Regions from separate parts of the Homo sapiens genome. Here regions 1 and 3 are each linked to region 2. A link is a contact called in ENCODE Hi-C or POLR2A ChIA-PET data. All regions are on one chromosome and are shown on one strand. The core of a region is the stretch at or near the end of the contact, and the rest is flanking DNA. Distances in the headings are between cores, read along the strand shown. Region 1 holds the start of CIT (citron rho-interacting serine/threonine kinase). Region 2 holds the start of GCN1 (GCN1 activator of EIF2AK4). Region 3 holds the start of NRAV (negative regulator of antiviral response).

Evidence for each region. A loop is a pair of places that touch in the nucleus more often than their neighbours do. ChIA-PET counts read pairs that join two places held with the same protein, here RNA polymerase II (POLR2A). Pooled maps may share reads with other maps.
Region 1: a loop to region 2 is called in a pooled map, with 3 times the contacts of the local background. The contact joins the promoter of CIT here to the promoter of GCN1 in region 2. A Hi-C loop is called at or near these places in 3 of 37 single-sample maps with no recorded cell type and 8 of 50 pooled maps. POLR2A ChIA-PET finds 5 or more read pairs at or near these places in 6 of 52 experiments (CD8-positive, alpha-beta memory T cell, GM12878, H1 and 3 more).
Region 3: a pooled map shows a loop between it and region 2 (7-fold over the local background). The contact joins the promoter of NRAV here to the promoter of GCN1 in region 2. A Hi-C loop is called at or near these places in 1 of 37 single-sample maps with no recorded cell type and 9 of 50 pooled maps. POLR2A ChIA-PET finds 5 or more read pairs at or near these places in 20 of 52 experiments (AG04450, BJ, CD4-positive, alpha-beta T cell and 16 more).

The regions. Positions count from the first base shown.
Region 1 is chr12:119,876,025-119,878,746 of GRCh38, forward strand. CIT (citron rho-interacting serine/threonine kinase) reads right to left here and starts at 1,296. Exons shown (of 48, transcript NM_001206999.2): 1 at 1,225-1,296; 2 at 49-157. The coding sequence starts at 144. RefSeq lists an enhancer at 686-745 and a silencer at 976-1,055.
Region 2 is chr12:120,193,251-120,196,205 of GRCh38, forward strand. It overlaps GCN1 (GCN1 activator of EIF2AK4), which reads right to left and starts at 1,465. Exons shown (of 58, transcript NM_006836.2): 1 at 1,430-1,465. The coding sequence starts at 1,447. RefSeq lists a silencer at 1,173-1,762.
Region 3 is chr12:120,494,635-120,497,670 of GRCh38, forward strand. NRAV (negative regulator of antiviral response) reads right to left here and starts at 1,312. Exons shown (of 2, transcript NR_038854.1): 1 at 1,189-1,312. It overlaps DYNLL1 (dynein light chain LC8-type 1), which reads left to right and starts at 1,479. Exons shown (of 3, transcript NM_003746.3): 1 at 1,479-1,582; 2 at 1,782-1,919. The coding sequence starts at 1,788. RefSeq lists silencers at 1,023-1,072, 1,363-1,882 and an enhancer at 1,137-1,803.

The DNA.
Region 1 (2,722 bases), core at 46-2,545, 320 kb before region 2:
TTCCAAGGACACACACAGGTGAGCAAAGTTGGCAGGGTAGGCTGTTACCTGGAAGAACAGATTCAGCCTGGAGGCCCGGCTGGCAATGGGTTCAGCAGCACCAGCATCCAAAGGATTCCGCGCTCCATATTTGAACTTCAACATCTCCCCACTGGCGCTGAAAGGATATCAGAAAAGTCAAGTGTGTCCTATGTTTTGAGCAGGAAGGGCCTGAGAGATCCTGATCTCCCTCAAGATATCAGGGACAAGGAGGTGAAAATCAGCTACCACTCCAGTTTTAGGAAGCTCAGTCTAATCATGGAGATTAAACACCAGATTTTAACTCACTGTGACAGGAGATGATACACTTATCTGACATACTCTCTTACTTATAAATGTGTTTATTATCTCCCCCCTTAGAATGGAAGCTCCACAAGGGCAGAGATGTTTGCCCCCATGCAGTGGGGGCACACATAGCCTGGCACACAAATAGGTGCGAATAGTTATTAAATGAATGACTGAAATAAGCAAAATATATAGCTTGTTGTAAGGTGTTAAGTGCTATGGGGTAAAAACAAAATCGAGCAAGAAAAGGACAATGGGGGTGAGATGGTGCAATTTTTAGTGTGGTCAAATAAGACTTCACTGAGAAGCCACCATTTGACCCAAGACTTGAAGACCTGAAGCGAATGACCAGCAAGCCATGTTGATATCTGGGGAAAGAAAGACATCCGTGGCAAACGAAACAGCCAAGCCAAAAGCACTGAGGCAGGACCTGGCCTCTCCAGCAACAGCGAGGCCAGACGGACTGGAGCAGAGCGAAAGAGGCGGGGGCATCATGAGGTGATGGGGTGGGCACGGGGTATGAATACGCTGAAACAGAGAGGTTAAGTAAATGGCTAAGTTCACGCAGATAATAAGGAACCGGCCGACTACACTGGGCAGAATAATGCAGTTAGTGCTGACAGGAGGCAGAGCTGAAGAGACAAAGCACTCCGCCTGGTTTAGGGGAGGAGCAAGCCTCCTGCCCCAGCACCACTCGGCTGACCCCTCGGCTCCCAAGGAAGGTGGGCGCGCGCACAGCTAGCCCCGGAAGACCCTCCAGGCCTCCCGCAGCCCTGGGGGTGGAATCGCCGCCCTCCCCGGGGCGGGAGGGAAACCCGGGACTTGTATGGGTGGAGGCGGCCCTCCCCTGGCCTTGCAGAGCCGGGTGCGGTAGAATTGGGTCTGGGGGATCAGACTCACGCTCTGCGAACCCCCAGGTCTGCGATCTGTTCCGCCCCGCGCCTCCCGCCGCCGCGTTTGAACCCGAGGAACGGCGCGGGCGGGTCTCAGCCGTGTTTGGACCAATCAGCGTCTCCGCTCCTATGATAGACATGGGCGTCTCAGCCAGGCCCCGCCCATGTCCCTAAAGGCATGGAGGAAAGTGAAGGGGAGAGCCAATCAAATTGCATCTTCCTTTGACTCGCGACCAACGGGAAAAAGGGAAGGGCAAAATCAGCAGGGCAGGTCTTGGAAGTTTGAAATTGGCGGTTACGCAGGATGCTGCGTTTGAGGACGCGACTGTTAATCTAGGATCCCTGAGGAGGTCGCCAGGGCGCTGTCCCCTGCTCTCGGCCACCTGCAAGGAGGAAGGCAGCCAGGCTGCTCTGCCTGGTCTTCTTTCTCTCTCATGTGGCTAAGGTAGAAGTACTTGTTACCTGGGGAAGCCCAGTGGTCCTCTGCTACAGCTGAGGCAGCGAATGTTTTGAGCTTGACTTCAACCTACCTTGATTACTCTATCTCCGGGCTGACTGCCCTGCAAGGAGTTGGTGACAGTCATTGAGACTGTCTGAAAGGACACTTTAAAATAAATTATAGACGAGATACTTAAACAGGCACTTCACCAAAAAGGAAATCCAGATGACCAACAAATGTGTGAAAGTTGTCAACCTCGTTCATAATCAGAAAATATGAAAAATAAAGTCACAGTGAGAAAGAATAACACTCAAATTCGAGAACAACAACAACAAAAGGATGTGACAGTGTTTGCGAAGATGTGGAAGTACACACACTTATACAGTACCCGTAGGCGTGTAAATGGATACAATCTCTTTGAAATTTGAAAAAAAAGTTTGGCATTATTTGCTAACATTGAAGATTTGTGCATTCTATGACTATTGCTAGGTGTAGTTTCTCTACCTAAGAAAAACTCCTATTTATTTATTTATTTTGAGATGGAGTCTTGCTCTGTCTCCCAGGCTGGAGTGCAATGGCACGATCTCGCCTCACTGCAACCTCCACCTCCCAGGTTCAAGCTATTCTCTTGTCTCATCCTCCCAAGTAACTGGGATTACAGGTGCATGCCACCATGCCCAATTGTTTGTATTTTTAGTAGAGATGGGGTTTCACCGTGTTGTCCAGGCTGGTCTTGAACTCCTGACCTCGAGTGATCTGCCCACCTCGGCCTCCCAAAGTGCTGAGATTACAGGCCCTGAGCCACCACGCCGGCGAGAAACTCCTACTTATGTACACCAAGAGATGTGTATAAGAATACAAAATAGTGTTCGCAAAAAACTGGAAGTGATATAAATGTCCATCAGCAGTAGAAAAGACAAAATTGTATATTGCAGTGTTTTCACAAGCAATGAAAAAGAATAAACTGCAACTAACCACAATGACATAATGAGTCTCAAAACAAGGCCTAATGAAGGAAGCAAGAAAATAACATATGATTCCATTATGATTCCATTCTTATAAGTTC
Region 2 (2,955 bases), core at 215-2,714:
CTGGCTACATGTGGCTAACTGTGCACTGAAATGTGGCTGGTACAAGTGAAGAACTAAATTTTTTTTTTTTTTGAGACAGAGTCCCACTCTTGTTGCTCAGGCTGGAGCGCAGTGGTGCGATCTCAGCTCACTGCAACCTCTGCCTCCCAGGTTCAAGCGATTCTCATGCCTCAGCCTCCTGAGTAGCTGGAATTACAGACATGCCACCATACCCGGTTAATTTTTTGCATTTTTAGTAGAGACGGGGTTTTGCCACGTTGGTCAGACTAGTCTCAAACTCCTGACCTCAACTGATCCACCCGCCTTGGCCTCCCAAAGTGCTGGGATTACAGGGTGAGCCACCACGCCCAGCCAAACAATGAATTTTTTTATTTAATTTAATTTTAACAAACTTAAGCCATGTGGCTGCCATACTGGACATTGCAGCTCTAGAGATTTTTCCCTCAAGTGAGTATCAATGTTAAACATTCAGCATGTATTCCCCTAACCCTCTCATACTAAGCTTTTCTTTCTAGTATTCAGTACAACATAACTTGAACATCAGCCACCTGCATAGGAGTCTCAGTAAATGTCTTTTTGAATGCTTAAGTGGTCATTTTCTGGGCCTACACATAAAAATCAATCCCATCACCCTGGAGACACCAAATCAGCCCAGCTGTCCTTAGACACCTGTTCTTCCCCTGCCTCATGACAATGTCTTTTCACCTTAAAACATAACAACTGGGTGGAGGAAAAGGTTTTCCCAGGTCCTTCCTGAACTACAAGGTACCCATAGGTAACACTCTTCCTGGACAGGACAGTTCTTTTCACTAACCCTGGATCTGATAACAACCAACATATATCAAGCCGTATTTTATCTCACTGAACCTTCACAACAACCTTTTAAGATAAGTATTGTTTTAACTTCATTTTATAGATGAAAAGGCAGACTTGGCGGGGTTAAGTCACTTGTTTGGCATGTCACAGAAATCGACGAGCAGGAACTCAAGCCCAGATCTGTATGAATCCAAAGACTACACTCAAAGTCCCTGCTCATAGTAGGTGCTCAAAGAATATTTGCTGAATACAAAGTTTAAGGAAGACTTGGCGTTGGCCCGGGGCTCACAGCCGGAGGGCTTTGGAGAAAAGAAGTAGAGGCTCGGTAAAGTGAACTTCTGCAACTCTGGGGTCGGGCAAAGGCCCCGCCGAGCTCCAGCTGCTGAAGTCGAGGCGGGAGCCCCGGACTCCTCGAGCCCGCGGTCTGCCTGCGCCGCCCGGGCCGGGCCAAGCCCGCAGCCCTGAGAGTCCAGCCTGAGACGGCCCCGAGACTACGACCTCCACAGCCACCACCTCCAACGCCCCTAAGCCGAGGAGCGAGAGGGGCCCCGCCCGACGGCCACCGTCCGCACCCAGTCCCTGGCCGCGTTGGCCCCGCAGCCGCCCGCCTCACCTGCGTGTCCGCCGCCATCCTGCCGGGGCTGACTCCGGAACCGCTTCCGGAACGCTTCCGGGTCACAGCGTGGCCCACGCGGCAGGGCGAGGCCGGGAGCCAGCGGGGGCAGGGCCCCGGGCTTGGTGCCCCCGGGCAGGACGGCGGCCGCTGCAGCCCGGGCAGCCGGATCACGGGCTTAAAGTTGGCCCGCGCCCGAGCCACAAGGCCTCCTCCCCAGGGCCCGCTCTTCAGCCCCGGGCGCCTCGTGGGAGACTAGCGCTTGTAACGTGGTGAGCCCGCGGTGTAACGCTATGGGCCCGCCTTGCAGCCCCTGACCCACTTCCAGCCCGCAGGGCCAGCCCTACGTGGGCCTTTCCTGAGTGATGACTAAGTTCTTTAGAAAAACAAGTGTTGCTTCCTAGATAGCAGGAACTAAAAACTAGGTAAAAGAGTCGGTGAACTAGTCTTTTGTCCTCAGTTTGTAGTTCAGTTGGCGGATGACTTGTACAGGGTTAGCAAACGTGGCTGGATACGGAGGTCAGGGAAGGTTCAGAACTGAACGAGGCCCCTGCCCTGGGGAAATGCTGGACGCCCCAGGCTGGGAGTTTTGAAGGCCACAGGGCAAGAGGCTACGTGCAGACGTGGCTGCAATTTAGGGAACAGGGTCTCCACAGCTTAGTTGTCAGCCCTGTTAGCAGTGGCTTTCAAACCTTTGACACAGACCTAGTTAGAATGAATATATCATGTTCCAGCAGACAGATCTCTAAGTGAAATACAGGAATCACAACAAAAACACCTATTCTCAGCAGATGCTGCTTTCTCTTTAAATACTGGGGCCAGGCATGGTGGCTCACGCCTGTAATCCCAGCACTTTGGGAGGCTGAGGTGGGTAGATCAACCTGATGTTAGGATTTCCAGACCAGCCTGGTCAACATGACAAAACCTTGTCTCTACTAAAAATACCAAAAAAAAAAAAAAAAAAAAAAAAGGCCGGGTGCGGTGGCTCACCCTTGTATAATTCCAGCGCTTCGGGAGGACAGGGCGGGCAGATCACAAGGTCAGGAGTTCCAGACCAGCCTGGCCAACATAGTGAAACCCCGTCTCTACTAAAAGTACAAAAATTAGCCGAGTGGTGGCACATGCCTGTAGTCCCAGCTACTGGGGAGGCTGAGGTGGGAGAACCGCTTGAACCCGAGAGGCAGAGGTTGCAGTGAGCTGAGACCATACCATTGCACTCCAGTCTGGGTGACAGGACGAGACTGTCTCAACAACAAAAAAATTAGCCCGGTGTGGTGGCAGCCTCCGGTAATTGCAGCTACTTGGGAGGCTGAGGCAGGAGAATCACTTGAACCCAGGAGGCGGAGGTTGCAGTGAGCCAAGTCCAAGCCACTGCACCCCAGTCTCAAATATATTTGAGACTATCTCGAAAATATAAATTGGTTACCACCGAGTTGGAGCACCACCCAGTTTGAAAAACTTTACTCTAGGGGACTGGCCCCAGCATCCACCAGGTGCCTATCTCAGCTGACACTAAACCTACTCCA
Region 3 (3,036 bases), core at 62-2,561, 300 kb after region 2:
TTTTTGAGATGGGGTTTGGCCATATTGCCCAGGCTGGTCTCCAACTACTGAGCTCAAGCGATCCCCTTGACTCGGCTTCTCAAAGTGCTGGGATTACAGGTGTGAGCCATCATGCCCAGCCACAAATTGTTTTAAGGAGTAATGAGAGTAGATGGTCAGAGGAAAATGTAGAAATGTAAATAGGAAGCTTCCAGATACATGATTAACCTGATAACTTATTTATGGAGGTTCGAAAAATACATTATAGGCATTTCAGAGCTGGTTGTTCAAAACCTTGCTGTGGCCTTTGGGATAGTTGTATAAACTGACAATTATTGATAAGATTCATTGATCATTTACTATGTGCCTCACATTGTGCTGAGAGAACTTCAAATGTTTAATACTGCTAACAAGCGTATGAACTGGTTTCCTTTTACATTTAGTCCTCCTTTACTTAAAGAAGACATTCAAATAGCTAGTAAATGACAGTGCTGGGATTTAAATCCAGATCTGACTTGTCCCTCAACTCCCCCAAGATCTTGCTTTTTTAACCACTTCGTGTCTCCTCCCTAAGCCAGAGGGGACGTCATCTCTCTAACGGCCGCTTTTTCGTCCATTAGAATACCTCCTCCTCAGAGATAAATCCCAACCAAGAATCTCTCCCACACAGGAAAGACTGCCTCACCTGAGCAAGAAGCTTCACCCTGGACAAAAACCCCGGGGCTCAACACTCCCAAATCCACCCGGATCCCCATCCCCAACCCCTTAAAGGATGTCCGCATTGCTTGGCAGAGACCCCACTCTTGGGGATAATCCCTTAATTCGTAAGGAAACACCCTCCCTCCTTGAAGCCCTCCCTCAATCCTGAGGATGCCCTCCCCTAAATATTTCAGAGCAGAACCGACTACAAATGGGGCCCAGTGCAAAATGAAAACGTAAGGGTCCCTCCTGTGAGACTGCACTGCTGGTTTACCCACGAAGCCGGCCCTGCTTCAGAGATACCCTTTCAGTAAAGGGAGAGGCCACCTCTGTCGTAATCCTGCTAACCTGGGGTGCGAGATCATGCGACCTGTCGTGGTGGGGGGGCGGGGGGGTGGGGGCAGGAATGGCCACCAACTTCTAGAGACTGTTGTTCGAGAACACACCCTGGGACAACCTCCGTGAATTTGGAATCACTTCCCTTGGCCCCGGCAGAAGCTCCCTTCCTACCTCTCCAGACAGCTGGGTGGTCCTCGTAACCCGGCCGGGGCTCCACCTTCTGGGTGTGTGGGCCTCGTAGCGTGCGGCCCATTGCCCGGGCAACCGACGCCGTGAGCGGTGCATTGTGGTCTGCAACAAAATGCAGGAGAAAGATCCTGAGGGAACCATGGAGTCAATGGACCAATGGAAGAATGCCGTGGGCTGCGTCAAGCCAATAGGGTCGCGCGGCGAGGGGCGGGGCCGGCGGGAGCAGGGCGGGGCCTGAGCACTAGGCGGCGGCGGCTGGCGTGGGGCTGCTTAGATGCGCCACGGTTTCGGTAGCGACGGTATCTCTAGCCGGGCCTGAGCTGTGCTAGCACCTCCCCCAGGAGACCGTTGCAGTCGGCCAGCCCCCTTCTCCACGGTGAGAAACTCGGGGGGCCAGGGGGTGTCCTCGCTGCCTTATTTCGCCCCACTCCGGACTTAGCCCTCCGCGTAGCCCGCGCTTCCTGAGAAGTGGGGTGGGGGGCGTCGTCCCGTGGTGGCGCCGGCCGGGGTGGGGGCAGTTAGTGCCTGGGGGGCGCGGCCCAACTCAACCCCTTACCCCAGGCCTTGCCCACTAGGTAACCATGTGCGACCGAAAGGCCGTGATCAAAAATGCGGACATGTCGGAAGAGATGCAACAGGACTCGGTGGAGTGCGCTACTCAGGCGCTGGAGAAATACAACATAGAGAAGGACATTGCGGCTCATATCAAGAAGGTGAGGATGGGCGCGGGGGCCGATACGCAGCCGGGAGCAGGGGGTTCCTTCCCCCCGATCCTGCTTTCCTAAGGGCGCCTGACAGGTCCCGGGAATACTGCTGGCGGCTTGGGGCGTAGAAGCTTCCAGAAAGGACGCAGATGCATTTTGCGCTCCTGTGGAGAAGACCAGACCCCCGGCGTCCGAAGTTTTTTTTTTTTTTTTTTTAATTACCCAGCTCCGCGGGGGGAAAGCGCCACCTAGCAACGGTATCTAAGATCAGGGAGCAGCGGTTCCCCCTTCTGTGTGGTTCCTGCGCCGAGGATCCATCTGGGTGTTCCGGAGGGGGGAGCTGCGTGGGTGTTTCCAGCCGGGCCGGGAGGAGATCTTGCCAGCCTTCCAGTGGGGAGTTGAGGGAAGGTGGTGGGTGGTGGCGGGGCTGGGGGCTGGGGTAGGGGCTTGGTAAATGGCAGTCTAGAAAGCCGGCAGGACTGCCAACTTCTCGAGCAGTGTTTGCTGGAAGGGAAGAAAGCTGGCAGCCTAAGCCGTGGGAGGGTTCCAGTCGAGAATGGGAAGATGAAAGACTTCAGATGGAACAGAAATAAATGCCTTTTTTGACAAACGCAGCAGTGCGTGCCTCTAGCTTGCAAGAGCGTTACTCCCCTTCATAGCTTTAAAAGGTTTTCGCACTGCGTGCAGTTAGAGTAGCTAAATCTTGTGTGACGCTCCACAAACACTTGTAAGAATTTTGCAGAGAAAGATAACCGTTGCCACCCAATGCCCCCCACAGGCATTCTACTCCCCAGTACCTCTTAGGGTGGGAGAAATGGTGAAGAGTTGTTCCTACAACTTGCTAACCTAGTGGACAGGGTAGTAGATTAGCATCATCCGGATAGATGTGAAGAGGACGGCTGTTTGGATAATAATTAAGGATAAAATTTGGCCAGTTGACAGATTCTGTTTCCAGCAGTTTTTACAGCAACAGTGGAGTGCTTCAGTATTGTGTTCCTGTAAATTTAATTTTGATCCGCAATCATTTGGTATACAATGCTGTTTGAAGTTTTGTCCTATTGGAAAAGTCTTGTGTTGCAGGGGTGCAGTTAAGATCTTTGTGATGAGGAATGGGATGGGCTAATTT